Regions from separate parts of the Homo sapiens genome. Here region 2 is linked to region 1. A link is a loop called in an ENCODE intact Hi-C map of the cell type or tissue named here. Cell type or tissue: endothelial cell of umbilical vein. All regions are shown on one strand.

Region 1 (2,500 bases):
TACTTTTATTTTCTTTGTTCCTCACTGGATCTTTTAAAGTGCAAATCCTAGCAAATGAAACCTGAGGAAGAAAGTCTCTAATCGGGGGTGCGTGTGTGTGTGTGTGTGTGTGTGTGTCTAAAAAAGCAAACATCTTTTTATAGTTGTTTCTGGTTGTCCAAGAATAGCAATAGTGAATGTAAAAGGAAGCAACAGTCTCTTGGGCAATCATTTATAGCTTTATCAGTGTATACGATCATGTTAATGAACTGATTTGTTCAGCCTGTTTGGACCATGAGAAAATGTGACCTTCCTAATTGTATTCAAATCCGTCAGAGTTGAAAAGAAATATGTGATTTGTTTTTCTCGTCTTTAACCTGTCTAGATTTTGCCTAAGCAAATGTGGTAGGCAGAATAGCGGCCCCCTTAAAGATGTTCATGTCCTAATCCCCAAACCCTGTGAATATGTTGCCTTACATGGCAAAAGGGAGATTGCAGATGTGATTACTGATTTTGAGATGGGGAGATTTCCTGGATTATGCAGGTTGGACCAATGGAATCACAAGTGTCCTAATAAATGAAGGAGGAAGGCAGGAGAGTCAGAGTCAGAATGATGCAATGTGTAAACGGCTCAACTGGCCATTCCTCTCTTTGAAGATGGGGTCAGGCCACAAGCCAAGGAACGGAGGCAGCCTCTTGAACCTGAAAAAGGCAAGAAAATGGATTCTCCCCTAGTGCCTTCAGAAGGAACGTGGACAAGCAGAACTGTAAGATAATAAATTTGTGTTGTTTTACGCCTTTAAGTTTTTGGTAATTTGTTACAGCAACAGTGGGAAACTAGTGCAGCATACCTACAGGACTGTTCCATTTGTAAGTTCTAAAACACAGGCAACTGATTATTTTTATTTAAATCAGGAGCACAAATCATTTTAAGTTTCACTGCCAGTGCTACCTTGCTCTCTAGTGAGCAGGTTTTTGACCCTTGCCCTCCTGCCCAACTCTGTGAAATACTTAGTTGAAAAAGTGTGCACACTGAATGTGCTAAAAAGGGTAAAAGTACCGTGAGTCAACCCAAACATTAGCAGTCCTGGGTGTGTGGGCTGTGGGCCACCTGCACACCATCGCCATTGTATGTTTGCACCACCATTTGTTTATTCATTTACTAGCTGATGGACATTTGGTTTGTTTCCAGTTTGAGGTGATATCAATAAAGGTGTTTATAATTTGCATACAGGTTTTTGTATAGACATATATTTTCATTTCTTTTGGATTAATACGTGGTAGTAGGATTTCTGGATTTTTTAGTAGGTGTGTTTATTTTTTTTTAACTTCAGTTGTTTTTCAAATTGGTTGTACTGTACTCTACCCATAAGTATGAGAATTTATATTAGTCCATTCTCACACTACCATAAAAAAATGCCTGAGACTGGGTACTTTATAGAAAAAAAGGTTTAATTGGCTCACGGTTCTGCAGTCTGTACAGGAAGCATGGTGTCATCTGCTCTGCTTCTGGGCCTCGAAGCCTCAGGAAACTTAGTCATGGCGGAAGGAAAACAGCGGGCCAGCACTTCAAATGGCTGGAGTAGAAGGAAGAGAGGGTGCAGGAGGTGCTACACACTTTTAAACAACCAGATCTCATGAGAACTCACTCACTATACAGTATCAAGGAGAGATGGTGCTAAACCGTTCATGAGAACTCTGCCCCCAGGATCCAGTCACCTCCCACCAGGTCCCACCTTCAACAACAGGGATTACAGTTCTACATGAGATTTAGGTGGGGACACAGATCCAAAGCATGTCAGAGTTTCGGTTTAAAATCCTATGGAATGGTACAAAAAGAGCTATGAAAGACTTCCATCCACCCCTAAGTCCTTTGGCCCATTGTGAAATTTCTAGTATTAGCAGAAATACTAAAATTTGTTAAATCTGGTTGGGAGACTCTAACTCAAGTGATTTACATATGGTTTATGTATAGATGAACCATAATTTGTTATTCAAAATGGCCATAATTTCTTTAGGCTACTTAAATGTGCTCTGTCTCTTCAGGTGTAATGAGAACTGCCATAATACTACCTGAATTGTTGAGGGATTATCTTTTAGCATTGTTAGATAAGGGAGTTGGGTGGAGAGAGGAGTATGAAAGTATATGTGGGTCTGAATTTGCACGTTCGTAGAGACCATGCTAAATCACAGCTTTGTTATAAGAGTTGAAAGAGGGAGGAAGAGAGAGATTGGGATCCCCTGGTTAGAGGGAGCAAATTGGAGAATGTTGTGAAGCAGGGTTACCGGAGCCAGAGGCATTATGATTAATGGTTAGTTTATAGGATTGAATGGTCAGTTAGCAACAAAAAGAGTAGTGACTGCCTGATGTTCAGTTCTATATGCACCTTCTTTTTGGGCCACTGCTAGATATTCGTTCCTTAATGAAAGACTCCTCCTTGCCCTTGGCTCCAAAACAAGCAGATTAAGTGAAGTTTCAAAAATAATCTTTTTTTTACCCCTCAAAGGCATTGACCCTCTT
Region 2 (2,500 bases), 170 kb before region 1:
AACAAATGATCTTTAGGGACTCGAAAGTAAACTACCCACAATAGCTGAGATGTGAAAACAATAAATGAATGGATAAACTAAATCTAGTATGTACATACAATGAAATATTATTCAGCCTTAAAAAGGAATGAAATTCTGGTAAGTGCTACAATATGATGAATGTTGAAGACATGATGCCAAGTAAAATAAGTCAGACACAAAAGGACGGTATTGTATGATTCCACTTATATGGAACACCTAGACTAGACAAATTTATACATACAGAAGTAGAGTAGAGGTACCGGGGGCTGGAGGGAGAGAGGAGTGGGGAGTTCTCGTTTGATTAGAATTCAATGAACAATTTAATTGGTGATGAATTGAAGGGATGCTGAACAAGCTCTAGGAATGGGTAGTGATGGTTGCACAACGTTGTGAATGTACTTAATGCCTCTGAATTGTGCACTTAAAAATGGTTAAAAGGTGGCTCACGCCTGTAGTCCCAGGATTTTGGGAGGCTGACATGGGTGGATCGCTTGAGCCCAGGAGTTTGAGACCAGCCTGAGCAGCATAGTGAAACCCCATCTCTCCAAAAAATAAAAAAAATTAGCTGGGTGTCGGGGCACATGCCTGTAGTCCCAGCTTCGTGGGAGGCTGAGGTGGGAGGATTGATTGAGCCCTAGAGGGTGAGGCTGCGATGAACGGTGATCACACCACTGCACTCTAGCTTCAGTAACAGAGGAAATTCTGTCTCCAAAAAAAAAAAAGTTAAAATGGTAAATTATGTGTTATGCATATTTTACTACAATGAAAAATTTTAAGAAAAAAAAGGTAACCCACATAGCAATCCCCATGCTTATCCAAGTCTTTCTTTAAAAGCAGACTCCTGGGTACTTATTAAAGCAGAAGCAGTCTTAACCCAGGCCTGCACTTGAAAGCAAGAAAACATCATGCCTTTAAAAAATAGCTCACGAGCGTGTGTTTTCACTAAACACAGGAGGCTGGTATTCCCCTCAGGTATTCCAAGTGAGCAAGATATGGCTGGTAGAGGGGAGAATTGGGAGGTGAGTCACCGGTTTGGCAGGTGACGTCACCATGAGGTGACCGTCTGCGTGGTGTGCCTTCCAACTCCCACGTCTCCCATTTTCTCCACTCAGGGGCGGCCAGGTCACCAGCTGGCTCAGCTGGAAGTCTATCTGTTCTGGTGTGATGTTTAGTGAGAAACATTCCTCTTTATGACTCAGTGACTCAATATCCCAACAGATGGGTTCAGGAAGGCTCCAGCAGCTAAAGCCAACTCCGAGGTCGAAACCTGGATAGCCAAGGAGGAGATGAAAGACATAAACCCTTGGGAAGGGAGAGGAGAGAGCTCGTTTTCTGTTTGTTGGAATGCTAAATATCTAAGAAGTAATGGGATGATTTAGGATAATAATTATTATCCTAAGACAACTTAGGAGACTGGCACACGGAAGAGGATAGTAAATATTTATTGAATGAAATATTCATTGATTATTATTTCAGAGGTATTCAGCTGCAAGAACAATCCCAAACTATGAGTGAAAAACACAGATTCTCGGGCGGGCACAGTGCCTCACGCCTGTAATCCCAGCACTTTGGGAGGCCAAAGTGGGTGGGTCACTTGAGGTCAAGAGTTCGAGACCAGCCTGGCCAACATGGTGAAACCCTGTCTCTGCTAAAAATACAAAATTAGCCAGGTGTGGTGGCACAGGCCTGTAATCCCAGATACTCAGGAGGCTGAAGCAGGAGAATCGCTTGAACCCAGGAGGCAGAGGTTGCAGTGAGCCGAGATTGTGCCACTATACTCCAGCGTGGGTGACAAAAGGGAAACTCCATCTCAAAAAAAAAAAAAAGAAAAAGAAAAATGTATATTCTTACTTATGTCTCACCAACTCTAGTTTTCTCAAAGGGGCACCAGAAATGGAGCTTGATATATTTTCATGGAATTGACACAGGTTTGATACGGACAACTATGATACTGACACAAAGAATCATGATGTTTATGCAGGTAATGAGATCATTAACAAGTAGTAATGTGAAGGGATTGTCTTGGACATGTTTGTACACTCATCCAGCAATTGTTAGCAGAGGTACCATATCTATATAAGATGAAAGGAAATGAGAAAGAGAAAGTATTTGCTTTATTTGTTTTTCCTTTTTTCTCTTTAGGCTCTATACTGTTGAGTCAATCTGGGATGGTTTAAGGTACATGAGCCTCGGTATCAGGCAAGCCTCAAATTAGTCAGTGAGGACTCTTAGTTGCAAGACAGAAACTGGATTCAAATTAGCTACAGGGGGAAAAAAAAGATCCAGCTGATGGCTTCAGGCATAGCTGTTTCCAGGTGCCCAAATGCTAGTGTTAGAGATTTGTTGTTTTTTTAATCTTTCAGCTCTGCCTGCCTATAAGATGACAAGGAATTGTCCCAGTAGCTCTAGTCTTACCTTTTGTGAGCTTAACAACCTCATTAGAAAGAGATCTTTCTTCTCAACAAAAATATCAGGATTA

Evidence for each region. Hi-C counts contacts between places; a loop is a spot of excess contacts. Peaks named below come from ENCODE experiments on the same cell type or tissue, not always from the same donor. Only the 100,000 strongest peaks of a DNase experiment are listed, where the experiment ranks them.
Region 2: it touches region 1 in a loop (8-fold over the local background); 32 of 110 quality-filtered maps call a loop at or near these places.

What each region holds. Positions count from the first base shown.
Region 1 is chr3:4,854,882-4,857,381 of GRCh38, reverse strand. All of the region lies in intron 2 of LOC124906209 (a long non-coding RNA gene), which reads left to right. Among named protein-coding and RNA genes, the nearest start is that of EGOT, 100 kb to the right of the region's middle. In endothelial cell of umbilical vein, no CTCF peak of the experiment used is centred here; DNase peaks (open chromatin) are centred at 221 and 1,521; H3K27ac peaks cover 2,500 bases.
Region 2 is chr3:5,022,092-5,024,591 of GRCh38, reverse strand. No RefSeq gene overlaps it. Among named protein-coding and RNA genes, the nearest start is that of BHLHE40-AS1, 43 kb to the right of the region's middle. RefSeq lists enhancers at 856-1,225, 673-1,872. In endothelial cell of umbilical vein, no CTCF peak of the experiment used is centred here; a DNase peak (open chromatin) is centred at 1,121; H3K27ac peaks cover 2,500 bases.